Regions from separate parts of the Homo sapiens genome. Here regions 2, 3, 4 and 5 are each linked to region 1. A link is a contact called in ENCODE Hi-C data. All regions are on one chromosome and are shown on one strand. Each heading gives the region's core, a stretch centred on a gene start or an enhancer-like site at or near the end of the contact. The rest is flanking DNA. Distances are from core to core; before and after follow the strand shown.

Evidence for each region. Hi-C counts contacts between places; a loop is a spot of excess contacts on that map. Pooled maps may share reads with other maps.
Region 2: a loop to region 1 is called in a map with no recorded cell type, with 10 times the contacts of the local background. The contact joins the enhancer-like site here to the promoter of C2CD5 in region 1. A Hi-C loop is called at or near these places in 2 of 37 single-sample maps with no recorded cell type and 9 of 50 pooled maps.
Region 3: a loop to region 1 is called in a pooled map, with 5 times the contacts of the local background. The contact joins the promoter of BCAT1 here to the promoter of C2CD5 in region 1. A Hi-C loop is called at or near these places in 5 of 50 pooled maps.
Region 4: a pooled map shows a loop between it and region 1 (4-fold over the local background). The contact joins the enhancer-like site here to the promoter of C2CD5 in region 1. A Hi-C loop is called at or near these places in 3 of 50 pooled maps.
Region 5: a map of CD8-positive, alpha-beta T cell shows a loop between it and region 1 (4-fold over the local background). The contact joins the promoter of KRAS here to the promoter of C2CD5 in region 1. A Hi-C loop is called at or near these places in 2 of 168 maps with a recorded cell type or tissue (CD8-positive, alpha-beta T cell and naive thymus-derived CD4-positive, alpha-beta T cell), 2 of 37 single-sample maps with no recorded cell type and 10 of 50 pooled maps.

The regions. Positions count from the first base shown.
Region 1 is chr12:22,543,125-22,545,824 of GRCh38, forward strand. C2CD5 (C2 calcium dependent domain containing 5) reads right to left here and starts at 1,418. Exons shown (of 27, transcript NM_001286176.2): 1 at 1,196-1,418; 2 at 937-1,055. The coding sequence starts at 1,026. RefSeq lists enhancers at 1-178, 1,319-1,548 and a silencer at 1,059-1,178.
Region 2 is chr12:24,837,261-24,840,317 of GRCh38, forward strand. All of the region lies in intron 7 of BCAT1 (branched chain amino acid transaminase 1), which reads right to left. Among named protein-coding and RNA genes, the nearest start is that of BCAT1-AS1, 19 kb to the left of the region's middle. RefSeq lists a silencer at 2,352-2,541. Within about 2 kb of position 1,456, at least 7 of the 41 ENCODE cell types and tissues checked have a DNase peak (open chromatin) inside an H3K27ac peak, as active enhancers do.
Region 3 is chr12:24,947,816-24,950,691 of GRCh38, forward strand. BCAT1 (branched chain amino acid transaminase 1) reads right to left here and starts at 1,286. Exons shown (of 11, transcript NM_005504.7): 1 at 1,112-1,286. The coding sequence starts at 1,117. It overlaps BCAT1-DT (BCAT1 divergent transcript), which reads left to right and starts at 1,348. Exons shown (of 3, transcript NR_199054.1): 1 at 1,348-1,515. RefSeq lists enhancers at 1,180-1,529, 1,650-1,739.
Region 4 is chr12:24,797,196-24,800,183 of GRCh38, forward strand. No RefSeq gene overlaps it. Among named protein-coding and RNA genes, the nearest start is that of BCAT1-AS1, 21 kb to the right of the region's middle. Within about 2 kb of position 1,301, at least 3 of the 41 ENCODE cell types and tissues checked have a DNase peak (open chromatin) inside an H3K27ac peak, as active enhancers do.
Region 5 is chr12:25,249,436-25,252,442 of GRCh38, forward strand. It overlaps KRAS (KRAS proto-oncogene, GTPase), which reads right to left and starts at 1,494. Exons shown (of 5, transcript NM_004985.5): 1 at 1,316-1,494. RefSeq lists silencers at 1,095-1,144, 1,205-2,054.

The DNA of each region.
Region 1 (2,700 bases), core at 168-2,667:
ATGAAATCGAGCTATATATTATGATATATCTATCCATCAATTCTAAGCACTAATAGCCCAAATGATTGCTGCTCTAATGCTCTGGCTCATCACGCCAATTTTTATTACAATCTTTACTTGGCTTCTTTCAGACTCTGGGTTATTACCTTCCGGCCGTAGGCCTTTACTAATTTGCATGACTTTTAAACTAATCATTAGACTTAAAAAGCAATTTTGCAATTTAAGTCCATGGCAATTAAATGACTTCCTACCTCAAGGCGCTAAATTACCCTGAAACACCTCATCAGACCTACCAGCCTATACAAGAGCAGGAAGTGTTGCAGTTGTGTTTTAGAACGTGCATGGCAGATTCACAAAATGTTAGGCATGAGAGTGGATTTCCTCGCACTGTGGGACTCCAAGTGCCCATAAAGGGCTTCATGCACCTTCTTAAACATGATGTCCAGCACTCTGGCCACCCCTTCCAAGGGTGTGTGTGTGCCTGTGTGTGTGTGTGTTTCAGTGGCTGCGGGGCCACACCTTGGGATCTCCTGAGTGGCAGGTGGCCTGTTAATGAGTCCTGACATCAGAGTCATTCCGGCATTTGTGTGTGTGTGTGTGTATGTGTGTGAGTGTGTCGGTGGCTGCGCGGCCACGCCTTGGGATCTCCTGAGTGGCAGGTGGCCTGTTAATGAGTCCTGACATCAGGGTCACCCCCGCATGCACAACAGTACAAGCCTCCCCGCGCAGCGGACTGTGCCGCGGACGCCTGCAAGCCGTGCACCCATCGCACACACTGAGGTCTCGGCGGTCATCCCTCGTGGGAGAGCTGGACAACCACGGCCGAAGGGAGGGCAGTCGAGGGGGGAATAGGCTGAGGGGCTGGGGGCGAGGTGGGTAGATCCTTCACAGGGCTTGGCGCTCCCTGTGTTTTGAGGGGCAGGACCCTGCACCAACCTCCACGAAGGCATCAGTCAGGTCACTAGCACGGTCCATCACTGGCAAATGGCGCCCGGCCACGATTTTCACCTTCAGCTTCCCTGGCATGGTCTCGGTTTCGGCCTCTTCTTGGGCTCCTGCAGAAACAAACAAACGAGTCTGCGCCGAGCGCGGGGCCGGCGGGAGAGGGGCGGAGGCGCGCGGGGTAACTGACAGCGAAGGAGCGCGCGGGGGCGCGCGCGGGCGCCCGGCAGTCGCGCCACGGGTCGCCACTCACTGTCGCAGGAGGAAGGGTGCTGTCCCGCGCGGGTGCTGAGACCTCATTCCGGAGAGGCGGCGGGAGGAAGGGCTTTGATGGGTTCTTCCGTCCCGGCCCCACAAGGCTGGGACGAAAAGCAAAACCCAGTCAGCATCCCGTTGAGCCTCTGCCGCCCCTGCTTGTCTCTCCTCCCCCGCTCTCAAAAATGGCGGCTCTCGGGGCGCGGAAGAAAGCATCGATCGTTCGGCGCTCTGCCCACTTGGCGGGGCGAAACTAAACTCGCCGAGGAAAGATAAGGGGGCGGGGCTGACGTTGAGAAAGCTGGAGGGCAGGGAAATGGGCCGAGTCCTGCATCATCCACCGAGTGGGGGCTGTGGATAGGTGCGGCGCTGCTTCCCTGGAGGGAAACGCTCCATCTTGCGGGCCGAAGCGCGAGTGCTGCTCTGTGACAGCCTCCGGCCGCGGCCTTCCCAGCTGCTACCGCCGCTTTTCGGATGGGCTGTGATAGATGGAGTAGCAGCGAAGACTGCTAGAAGAGCGTTTTCAGTCGGCCTTTAGTGATTCGTAAAACCAAATTAGCTGGTTTCTACTTGGAAGGGGTACAGGTGCGTGTGGTGGTTCCAGTTTTCTGTGAAATAGAGTTAGATGGCCAGGCACAGTGGCTCACGTCTGTAATCCCAGCACTTTGGGTGGCCGAGGCGGGCGGATCACCTGAGGTCAGGAGTTCAAGACCAGCCTGGACAACATGGCGAAACCCCGTCTCTACTAAAAATACAAAAATTAGCTGGGCGTCGTGGCGAGCGCCTCTAATTCCAGCTACTCAGGAGGCTGAGGCAGGAAAATCGCTTGAACCTGCGAGGCGGAGGTTGCAGTGAGCCGAGATCACTCCTCTGTCTCCAAAAAAAGAAAAAAAAGAAAGAAAGAAATAGAGATACCAGGCACATCTCGAATAGTGAAATAAATATTTAGTGAAATATTTTATTCAGTCATAGGCACTTGTGTTGTGCACTGGGTCACAGATATTACTGTGGGCGGGGTGGGGGAGGTCACCTTGAAATCCAAAGTCTCCTCTTGAAAAAAAGTTTCTGCTGGTAGGTGTGGTGGCTCAGATTTGTAATCCCAGCACTGTGGGAGGCTGAGGTGGGAGGATCGATTGAGTCCAGGAGTTCGAGACCAGCCTCATGGAGACGAGGCAACACAGTAAGACCCCTTCTTTACAAGAAATGCAAAAATTAGCTGGGCCGGTGGCTCGTCTGTGGTCTCAGCTACCTAGGAAGCTGAGGTGGGAGAATCTGGGAGAATTGCTTGAGCCCAGGAGTTTGAGGCTGCAGTGAGCTGCCATCTCACCACTGCACCCCAACCTGGGCAACAGAGCAAAACTCTGTCTCTTAAAAAAAATTTTTTTTTAATTAAATGTCCTGCACTCTTAGATCATCTCAGTGTTCTTATTAAGCATCCACAAGCCTAAAGATAAGACCTACAGTAGTAGCAGAAGTTCAGGACTTCCTACCATGGAAAGTATA
Region 2 (3,057 bases), core at 206-2,705, 2.3 Mb after region 1:
ATTTACCTTAGCAGATGAAAGGTGGTTACTAATTAGAATAATGTAGATAGGGTCTTACTCAGAAAAACTGGTCATTACCAAACCTTCTAAGAATGCTATGGAGGAGGCTATCCCCAAGAAGTGTGCGTGCCTACTCAGGCTGGTCACTGCTTCCACGCTGCCCTTGGAAAGTCTAATTTTTTTTTTTTTTTTTTTTTTTTAGGTTACCCAGGCTGGAGTGCAGTGGCACCATCTCAGCTCACTGCACCCTCTGCCTCCCAGGGTCAAGTGATTCTCCTGCCTCAGCCTCCTGAGTAGCTGGGATTACAGGTACGCGCCACCACGCCTGGCTAATTTTTGTATTTTTAGTAGAGACGGGGTTTCACCATGTTGGTCAGGCTGGTCTCGAACTCCTGAGCTCAGATGATCTGCCCACTTCGGCCTCCCAAAGTGCTGAGATTACAGATGTGAGCCACCGCACCCAGCCTAAGAGTCTATCTTTAGTGATTTTCAAACCTGGTGGAGCATCAGCAACAAGTATGGAGATGCTGCCTTTGCTCTCTGAGATTCAAATGTAATGGGCTTATCAGAGTGAGCTCAAGCACGTGTACGGTTAAAAAAGAAGACATTCAAGAAACAAAACTCCAAAGCTGAGCTACTGCTCTACTGTGAGATGACTGCAGACATCCCTAACTACTGTGAGGTCTAGTAGGACAATTGTTCACAGGCATCATGCATGATCCATCAGCTGCACAAGCTCTCCTTACAGTACCCTCTGGCACTCAGCATCTCCCTTTCCTCCCCACTTCTGACACCCAGGAGTCTGAATCTAGTGAGTCCTGACACTGAGGCCACCACCCTCTCCCTCAATACATGGTGGTTCTAGGCTCGCCCACTCCACTGGGGTTACATCAGACATGCCCAACAATCAAGCTCTATCTGGAATACCAAACTCTATCTTCATCCTTCTATCCTCAAAACTGGGCATTGTGCCTAGCCCAGAGTGTATATAATAAATGTTTTTGAGTAAAAAATAAACGAATAAGTTATCTTTGCTAGGATACAGCAGTATGGCTTTTTTGAATTTTGTTTCTGAAAATCATCTGCTGAAAATTGCTTTCTGGAAAGGAGAAAATTTGTTCTTGGCAATGTTCTTAGGGCTACTCTTTGTCATGTTTAGAAGTGTTGATGATCTCAAAATAAACATGTGTTTTGCAATAGCTAGCCAACTAGATACATAAATGTATGGATCTATTTGTGTGTGTATATATATGTACACACACACACACACTTCCAGTGCCCCCAAACCGGACCTTTCCTAAAGCTTGCTGAGCCCTGAGACTACATGAAGTTAAATGAAAACAGCAGCCCCGCATGTGCAAGTGCTGTTTTGTGAAACATGTTTAACACCCAGAACTGTAACCACTAGCCTGAGGTCAAGGAACAGAACATCTGCTTCTCTGGTTGCCAGACAGAGATGATGACATGACAACATTTGGGTGAGAAATATTCATTTTCCTCTGCAACCACAAACATACTTACAAGAGCCAGAAATCACTCCAGATTGCCCAACATGAGGAAAACAGAACCTACAAATGCAGCTTGTTTTTGACAAAGAAGTCATTTTTAGGAGATGAGGAATTTAGAAGCAATAACAGCAGGATTCATCTGTGACTTCCCAAAGTCAAACACTAATGGAAACCAGGAATGTAGGTCTGCATAAGTGCCCTAAACACCATCAGCACAATTAGCCATTTATTCTACAAATACATATTGAGTGCTGTTTACCGTTTTAAGCTCTATGAATACAGCAGTGAACAAAACTGACATATCTCCCTGCTTACTTTCTAATAGACACAGGTAAACATTTATTGTGTTGATAGTATGTTAGACTACACAGGGGGAAACAAAGAAGGAAAAGCAATGGAGAATGCTGGAATGCTGAGGAGAAATGGGAAATGGAGTTTATGATTTTGATTAAGAGCTCAAGGAAAGCCAGACTGAGAATGGGATTTGTAAGCAAAGATTTGGAGGATGTCAAAGAGCAAGCGGTACAGACATCTGAGGAAGAGTGCTCCAAGTCGAGTCCGTATACACGCCTGACGTGTCCGAGAAGACTCATGATGTGGCCTGAGCAATACCGAGATTCACTGCTGTGGTTGTTTTCCCAAAGTGACTGTGAACTCAACCACAAGGCCTGGGTCTTATTTTTCAGGGTATCTCCAGGGTCCAGGATATGATACAATGCTTTGTTCAAATGGTGAATAGCAAGCGTATGGGTTAAATTACTCATCAACAGAGTGATGATGTGTGATCTTGCCACCATGGGTGCTGTTACTGAAATCAAAACTCCCATGAGTTACAAGCTGAGTGCCACACATAGTGACTGTGCACAGCACTGTGCTTTGAACACACACTATCCACCACCCCATCCACCTTCCTGCACCAGCCATCTCAACCAACAGGAGCAGTGTGTGTGGGCGCTCATGAAAAGACGGCAGGCTATTACCGAAAGAACTCTGTTTATACCTCCTATCGGTAACGTTTGTGAAAATCAGTATTGTGCTGATTTTCAACTCGTTTGTTCATTGTATTTTCTTAAAATCATATGATATAAATCAAAGTTACTTCAGAATTGCATGTCTTTTTTTTTAGCCCAAAGGTTTTTCCTAACATTCTATTTACTTCAAATATATATTCTATTTCCTTTCTCCTTATTCTGAATTTTATTTGTTCTGTTAGATGAACATCCCCAAAGTGAAGGAGTATATTAAAACTAAAGTTATCCCAGGCAACCATAATCTGAATAGTAACTAACAGTCTTAAGGTCTTGTATATTTTGCAAGAGGCAGAAGACAAACTCACTCATTTCTATTCTGACCTTTAAAAGCCATGGTGGAAATGTTTCATGATTATTGTTTGGATAAAGAACAATTTTCCACCAGGACAGTTTCTGGTGTTTCTGGTTAAATCATGTAGCTCTGATTCAGAGTGTACTTAAATTCTGACATCTCCCATCCATAAAAATAATGATGGTACCACCTCTGAATGATGTAACTGTTTTTGTTTTGAGCTGTG
Region 3 (2,876 bases), core at 36-2,535, 2.4 Mb after region 1:
GTGTTTTTCATCTGAAATGAAACAAGCATGAGGAAGCCAGAAATAGAACCTCTAACTATAGAAGAAAAGTTGTGTGATCTCTGTTGAATACAAAAACGCATAGTTTCCACTCGGTTACTGTTTAATTGTAGTGAAAGTTTTTGTTTGGCAACAAAGGCGCTATTTACATATTATTTCTTCTAAGTGAAACTATGGTCTGGGATGGGTTGTAGATAAGAGCAGTTGAGAACCACGCTTCATCTCCCTCCTTAGAAACTCTGAAACGAGGCTTTATTCCTACCAGAAGTTCAGATTGCATTATGGTCATCTCAATTCCAAAATGTTAGATGGCAAGAATATCTGCCCATCCTTCACTTTCCTTGGAAAAAGTTGCTCTTCGGGTTTTATATGCGATTGCAGTTTTCCAGTGTGTGAAACTAGGAAAACAAAACACTCAACGGTGTACATCCCTACACCTAAATAGTCAGAAATAATAGGCAGCTAGGCTAATTATCCTTGATTAGCAAGATCAGAGCCATTAGGGTGCTCACTGGTTTAACAAATGAATGCCCTTAGGCGTCTATCATTTGTAACTCCTAGAAGCTTTAATTTCCACAAGAAACAAAATAAGAGGGGCCTTCTGCTTTTAACAGTGAAAAGATCGTTCTCCCTCCCCTCTCCACCCGGGTCAACTCTTCCAGCCGCTCCCTCCTGCATCACGAACACACGCTGCAGGAAAGCGCATTTACAGCCCGGGACATCCCCAGACCTCCTCTCCAAAATTCCCCACCTCCTGTGCATAGGAGAAACTGAGAGAAGCCCTCACTTCCTTTCCAAACTTCACAAGCAGGGGAGGGAGCTGTAGCAGACTTTCACCTCCGTTCCCAAAAGCGAATGTGAAAAAGTCCGAGAAGGCACGTCCTGCGAGTGGAGGTTAAACCGAAATCTGAACAGAATGCACGGTCCCCGCAAACTACGATTGATAAAGAAGATACTGAGACGTTTGCGGGGGATATAAGCCATGGTTGTCTCGCCTTCCTCCCCTCCCTGCCAACTATGTTTCTTGGAGAAATCGCCGGTTCGATTCACGCACACATTTTTGTAAAACACGGACAAAACCATAAGTAGTTACCTTCATTGTTCCGTCGGCCACGAGGGAAGCTCGAGCTGAGCGGAGGGCAGATCCCAAGGGTCGTAGCCCCTGGCCGTGTGGACCGGGTCTGCGGCTGCAGAGCGCGGTCCCGGCTGCAGCAAGACCTGGGGCAGTGCCCGAGGCGGCGGCGAGTACACGTGGCGGGCTGGATTGCAGACCGGCCCTCTCGCGGCGGAGACTCGCGACCTAGCGGATTGCATCAGCAGGAAGACACTAAGGCTGCTCCCCCAGGCCGCCCCCAGATGGTGGAGTCTCTCCCAGCCCGAAGATTCGGAGCCAGCGCCCAGACCCGAGCCTCACTCACTGCTCACTCCCGGGGTGCAGGGCAGAGGTGCCAGTGTTGCAAGCAAATGACACGGTTACCCCCGAATCAGCCACTGTGGGTGCGTATCCGAGTGTGGGGATGCCCGTGTAACATTTATATGGAGACGTCAAGGAGGAGGAAATAAACAGATCAGAGGTCAAATGTGATTGCCATTCCGTCATCACTGGCTCCTGCCCACCTCCCTACTGTCCCCAAAGTAACTTTGCTGCATGCTGAGAGGACCACGGCACAATCCTGCCCAAAAGTATACATGTATCCCCCGCGGCTACTTTAAATGTACTTTTGCAGTAGTCAAGAACATGTGCCTGGTTTGCCGATCTCTTTCCCAGAGTTCCTTAGTCACCCTCAAATATAACCATTTTTGCCAATTTATTATGTACATGGGGGAAAATTTTTAATCCTTTAATTTGAGCATATAAAATTCTTTATAATGTGAAATTGCCCAGTAGCCTAGTTGGTCCCCTGTAAGTTCCCTCCCCACATCTATACAAAGCTCCAGGATTGCTACTTTTCCATGTCCAGCGCCTAGGTCAGCCTCCATGACTGCTTAAGTGTGCTGCTGGTTGACCTCCGCTGCCTCTCTGTCAAGCTGGCAAACTCCTATTTTTGTAAATTTCAACCCAAGTCTTTGCTGTGGAAGTTGCTTCCAATGCCCTCAAACAGAACTGGGCCCTTGGTCTATGTGCTGCACTTTGTCCACATCCTTTCTCAAAATCAATTATTTTATTTTATCATTTTTTAATGGAGATGGGGTCTCACTAAATTGGCCAAGCTGGTCTTGAACTCCTGGCCTCAGCAATCCCCTCGCCTCCGCCTCCCAAATTGCTGGGATTACAGATGTGAGACTGTGCCCAGCTTCTTAATTTTACTTTAATTATTTGTTTGCACAGTTGTCACTTCAGTGGATTATGAGATTCGTAAGGGCAGATCCTTTGTCATATTTATCTCCCATACCAAGTGGCCTGCCGTGGAAGAGAGGGAGTGTTGAAAACAAATGTGTCAGTGCTTAATGACTGTTGGTCAGGTGAATGAATGGTTAAATTATGTGTTCAATAAATGTACTGAGTGATTTCTACATGCTAGGCTGGTATATAACAGTGGTTTGTAATCTGAAATGTCTCAAAATGGAGCCATTTATGACAAGGGTTTCAGCCTCCAGTGAAATTGCTGACCCCTCAAATTGATAAGCATATGTATGGTGGACTGAGGTGATAAGATAACACCTGCTGTGGCCTGGCACCATTGGCAAGAGAGTAAAGAGAGAGGCAGCTGAGATAATGGCTATGGGCACTTGCGGATGCTGTGAAAACCAAAAAGTAATGAAAACCTGAAAGTAACTGACCACAGCCAAAATGCTTGCAGAAGTTCTGCCCTGAGAAATCTGTATCTGTAAGCATTTAATCAGCCATTGAGTCCTTG
Region 4 (2,988 bases), core at 51-2,550, 2.3 Mb after region 1:
ATGCTTACTGCATTGTCACTTGAACATTAAATCTTAAATGTCGAAATATTCTGCAAAGCAGAGAAAGAATTTCAACATGGTATCCCAAAATCTCTTTTCCATACTTTTCTTGGAAGCTCTGTCAAAATAAAAAAATTGCTACTGCTTAAAAAAAAATTATTTTCATGTTCCCATGGAAATTCACAAAGAGAATATTGTATTTGCTTTCTACCACAAGCAGAAATAATTGTTTCTGATGGAAATCATATTAGACATGAATATCATGAAAAATATTATCTAAACTTTTATTTTGGGTAAAATATTCATCCTGTGCCTAAGAGTATCGTACACCCAGAGCAATCAGGAAAATTGCCAACAACTACCCGCTGTGGGACTTGCTACTTTGACAAACATGCTCTACTTCCAGGCAAATTGTAGCACCGCCATCCTCATATAAAACCAGGGAGACAAATTAATCTTAGTAACTATTTGGAGAAAGATATCTGAATATGTCTCGCCCTGCTCTGCCCTAAATCGCAATCCAATATTAACTCATAATCTTTTTCATTGGCTTTAGTAATGGTACCCTTTGAAGACAATCTATGAATATGCATATGGCCTTTAGGCACTTTATTTGCCATTTCATCCAATTAACAGATAATTAAAAATGCTGCCTATGAGTACCTTTTCTCCCTTCCTTTCATCACCAAAGATAACACAGTGCTTTAAGGATGAAGTGCTAGATGCAGGCCACATCAATGGCAGGTCTCAGGAGTATCAAAAACAAACGCAGCCAACCTTCCATTTCACGGAGTCTCAATCACTTTGTAACTTGACCCTCTAGGTTTGGGTTTTAATAATCTGCTATTCTCCTTTAACTAGTTAATGAGTTGTTATTGGGCTAGTCATGTTCCCAAAGTTTCAATGTGTTACTAGAGTCATTTGCATGTGGATTGTCATGGGTGGATTACTTTTTAGCACAAAGAGTAAATCCTACTTATGACTAAATTGGCAGAGAGATCCATTTATAGATACTGGGACCAGTCTTTTCCCTACTCAGTAAGGGGAAGAAATGGACAATATCTAGCCCAAAGAATCAGAGCCTGATTTGATAGAATAGTCAAATAAATACATTTTAAGGGATTTTTTTTCAATACCAATCAAGATAGGCCATTTTAACATTTGTAATATGAACAACCCTCAAACTTCAATGATTCCAGCCAGGTTTTTTTTCTTATTTATGCAACATGTCTAACATAGATCAGCAGGGATCTCTGCCTAATTTAGTCACTCACAGACCCAAGATGACAGATGTTTCATGAAACTTGTGATTCTGTGACCACTGAAGTAGGGAAAAGGAAGTTTGCAGTTGAGCACCAGCAATCAAATGCTTCCACTTAGAAGTGGCACATGTCACCCCTGCTTATATTTTATTGGTCAGAGCAAGTCACTGGCCAAGCCTATCTTCAAGGGGCCAGGAAATCACAAACTTAACAAGGGCCCAGAAGGAGGAGAATGAGAATATTTGTAAATGACTCAATAATTGCCTGCTTCCTGTGATAGTAGTTTAATAATATAATGTCATTTAGTGAAGTTTGATAATTTAGCATTGAGTGTTTCATAGGGCCTGGAAGATCTATAATAAAGTCTCATGTCATGTTGAAGGTAGATATGTAGCGTTGTGGTTCTCTACTTGTCACATTCACTGCAACTCGAGGAAAGTATTTTTTTAAGAAACATACTTTGTTGTCTCTTATTAAAACTTTTTATTCTTTTAGAAAGCAAGAAAGTCTTTGTCTCTCTCCCTCTGAAGAGTCGGTGTATTTCCACATCTAAATTAATTATAATCCATTGACTTTGCAGAGAACCAAGTTATAAACTTTGAATTAGCCCCAAGTGTTAACATATTTTTTTACTTTTTCACCTTGATTTCTCCTTTATAATTAATTTTAAAATTAATTACATTAATTTTATGCATTATATTTGTCCTTTTTATAAGTGACCTCAAGCCCTTTAGTGAAAGAGGTGGAGAGTGATAAAGAATTAGAACTGAAAAAAAAAAAACCCTCACTTTATTAAAGACAATAATTTTCCTGGTTGTGAGGTGCTATAGTAATGCAAGATAGTACCACTGGGGGAAACTGAGGGAAGGATACATAGAATCCTTATGAATTATTTCTTACAATGCGTGTGAATCTAATTATCTCAAGGTAAAAAGGTATATGTGTGTTTTTTAATCTACAATAACCCTCCAAAGAGAGTTGACTACTACTACAGGAGCTAGAAGTCTCTTCTAAAGACTTGAAAAATTCCAAGATTCTCTTTCAAACCAATTACCTCATGAAGAAAATTTCAATTTACCAGGCAATAGAAATCATTGGGGAAAAAACGCTTGGAACCATAGTCAGTAGACATTTTTTATGGATAAGCAAAAAAAAAAAAAAAAGGCAAAGGATTAATACCTAAAGAAAGCTAGGTTGGCATGGTGGTGGCTTATGCCTGTAATGTCAGCATTTTGGGAAACCAAGGCTGGTGGATCACTTGAGCTCAGGAGTTCAAGACCAGCCTGGGCAACATGGCCAAACCCCATCTCTAAATAAATATAAATTTTTTTAAAAAAGAAAGCTAGCTTGCTTCCCTTTTTCTTTCTTTTTTTCCTTCCTTTTTTTTTTTTGAAAAACATATTCACTAAACATCTCCTATTGCTAAAGACTATGGTAGGCAATTGATAAATAAAACAGAAAGGGTGTCTGTCTGCATAGTGCTTATATTTTAATGGAGGAGAGGGTAAACAAGCAAATCAATAAAACAATTGCAATTGTACTATGTGCCATGATGAAAACTAAGAGAGTGCTAAGATGAGAATGATGTAGGTGAGGAGCCACTCTAGCCAAGGTGGCCAAGAAGCAAGAAGAGCTCTTTGAGGAAATGGAGTAGGAGAAATGACTAGTGTCCTAAAAATCAGGTTGGGATCATTCCAAGCAGAAGGAATAGAATATGCAAATGGAT
Region 5 (3,007 bases), core at 244-2,743, 2.7 Mb after region 1:
CAAAAATTAGCTGGGCATGGTGGCGTGCACCTACTAGTCCCAGCTACTCGGGAGGCTGAGGCAGGAGAATTGCTTGAACCCAGGAGGCGGAGGTTTCAGTGAGCCGATACCGCGCCATTGCACTCCAGCCTGGGCAACAGAGCGAGACTGTGTCTCAAAAAAAAAAAAAAAAAGGAGATGCACATGTTTAAGTCTATTTCAGGCGGTTAGCTGGTGGATTGCTACAATTCCTCTGTAAGTTTAAAAAATCATGTAAGTGCTGTTTTGGAGTACTGTAATAACTCTTGAGATGTAGAACACATCTGCAAAATGAGGGTAGTATAAAAGAGACGAGGGGATGAGGGTAATACATAAGAAATAGGGGAAAGGACAAGAACAGGTAAATTAAACTTCAAGTACTATTTTTGCTATTGCTGTCTACACTCAACTAGCAAGGAAAAAGCCTTGCTTCTGCTCTGCGGGTTTTCTTCGGGTTTAACTTGACCAAGCAAAACAGACCATCTGGGATTAACTTTTTCCTTTTCACTGTAGGTCACAGGCTCTACGTGTAGGGTGTTGGCCACCTGTTCTTCCACCATCTCTACCTCCACCTCCTCCTTTGTGGCCACAGCAATGTCACAGCCCATACATGGGGGAGGGGAGCATTCAGGAACTCGGAGGCAGATGCATTTTTTTCCAAACACAATAACCTCAAACAGTGGTCTCTAAGCACTTTCCTATGCTCTTCCAAAACGTGACCTCCCCTCTTACTCACACATCCCCTACACACGGAAAAGGACCACTATCCGTCCAGCCTGCGCTCGAGGGAGAAGTTTATACCTTCGTCCTAGAGATGCCAAATGCAGCAGGGAAGGCTGGACCGAGGCAGCCGAGTGCTGGAAAGGGAGGCAAGAGGTGCGGGAGCGGGGAGAGGGGGAGGGGAGGCCGGGGCGCCGCGGGAGTAACCTCCACCGCACCCCACCGCTCCGAGGGGCAGCCGGCCCGGCCCGAGTTTCTCCCCAGAAGCCTCCAGCCGCGGCTCTCGGGGAGGAGGAAGGAAGGGGTTCCCCGTCCAGGAAGCAGCACCAGCGGCGACCGCCTCCAGCCTCACCCTCCTCAGCCCCGCACCGCCCATTCCTCACTCCCCGCGCCGCCGCGTCCGCGCGCCTCCCCCCTGCAGACCCCTCTCACCCAGCCCGCCCCGACCCCGCGCCCGCGCCCCCCACCCGCCCCTCCGGGGACCCCTAATTCATTCACTCGCCGCCGGCCCCGCCCGGCGCCGGCAAAGAGGGTCGGGACCCGGGCAGGGGCCCAGGAGGGGTGGTCCGCTCCGTACCTCTCTCCCGCACCTGGGAGCCGCTGAGCCTCTGGCCCCGCCGCCGCCTTCAGTGCCTGCGCCGCGCTCGCTCCCAGTCCGAAATGGCGGGGGCCGGGAGTACTGGCCGAGCCGCCGCCACCTTCGCCGCCGCCACTGCCGCCGCCGCTGCTGCCTCCGCCGCCGCGGCCGCCGCCTAGGAAAATCGAGCTCCGAGCACACCGATGAGTTCGGGGCCGGGCGGCCGCAGAGGGCAGAGCTATCGATGCGTTCCGCGCTCGATTCTTCTTCAGACGGGCGTACGAGAGGGAGCGGCTGAGGGCGGTGTGGGAAGAGGGAAGAGGGGGAGGCAGCGAGCGCCGGCGGGGAGAAGGAGGGGGCCGGGCCGGGCCGGCGGGGGAGGAGCGGGGGCCGGGCCGGCGGAGGAAGGGGTGGCTGGGGCGGTCTAGGGTGGCGAGCCGGGCCGGCTGGAGAGCGGGTCTGGGCGGCGCCTTGGCGGGAGGAGGGACTGCCGGACCCACGCGGCGGCCCGCCCCCTGCCTAGCCGCAAGGCTGTCCCCGCAGCCGCCAATTCTGACCCGGAGCGGGACCGGACCGCGGCGGGCTGTGCGGATGCCACCAGGGAGACGCCGCGAGCGGCCACGCCGCCCCGCTGACCGGTCTCCACAGAGAAGCTGCGAAGAGCACCCCGCCACCCTCAGGGTCGGCCTATACTGGCGCGCATCCATTTACTATCATTGACTGCATGTAAATAAACAAGCAGTCACCAAAAGTGGGAGGCGACTTCGGGGACTTAGGGAGACCGGGCGGACGATTTCCCACACCGGGGCTGTCTGATCGCCGCCCCGATTATTATCAGCCTCAGCACTTGGGCTGGGAATTTAGCCCCAGGCCCAAACAAACACGACAGACCCTTTCAACGCTAATCTTCTCGGGTCAGGAGGCTTGTGATATTTTGCTATCTTTCTTGATATTTTGAACCCATCACAAGGTCTCTAAACAGGGACTTCGCTTATACCCAGGGCCCCTGAAATCACAAACAAAAGACAACTGTTTTTAAGTAGAGATGGCCTTGGTAGTTTAGACCTGAGGAGAGTCATTCAAACATTAATTAGAAGACAGATTAATCAGTTAAAGTTCGTGGAGTTAAGACATTAAACAATGGGGCAATTAAACATGCTAGCATACCCGGAGTCTGTGTTGATAAACTACCTAGAAATGTATCTTGGGAGAGTCTTGAGGATTGAGGGCTGGAAAAGCAGCGCCTGTACCTGATAGGATCGCCCCTCCTCCGAGACTTTCAGTTCCATTCCTCTAGTCCACATCATAAACCACCAATAAAGCTGAATTTAAATCCCAGCTATTATGTCTGTTAACCAAGGCTTTACATCAACTGTCATCCTTTCCTTTCTACTCTTACACGGGCTGTAATCTGCAAGGTTTATTCCAGTCTCCCCCTCCTAGCGCCAGGTGGAAGGGGCAGAAGAGAAAAGTGAAAGACAGGGAAGGGGAGAAAATGTGCCTACTCTATGTTAAGTACAAGCTAAATCTTTTGCACTTATCGTATCATCTTATTTAATCATCACGACAACCTTATGAGGTAAAATACTTTTTACCGTTTTACAAATGACGAAACAGATTTAGAGGTTAAAACGTTGGCACAAGTTCACATAGTTAAAAAATGGAGTATACTTCATGTCGGATCATAGTCAC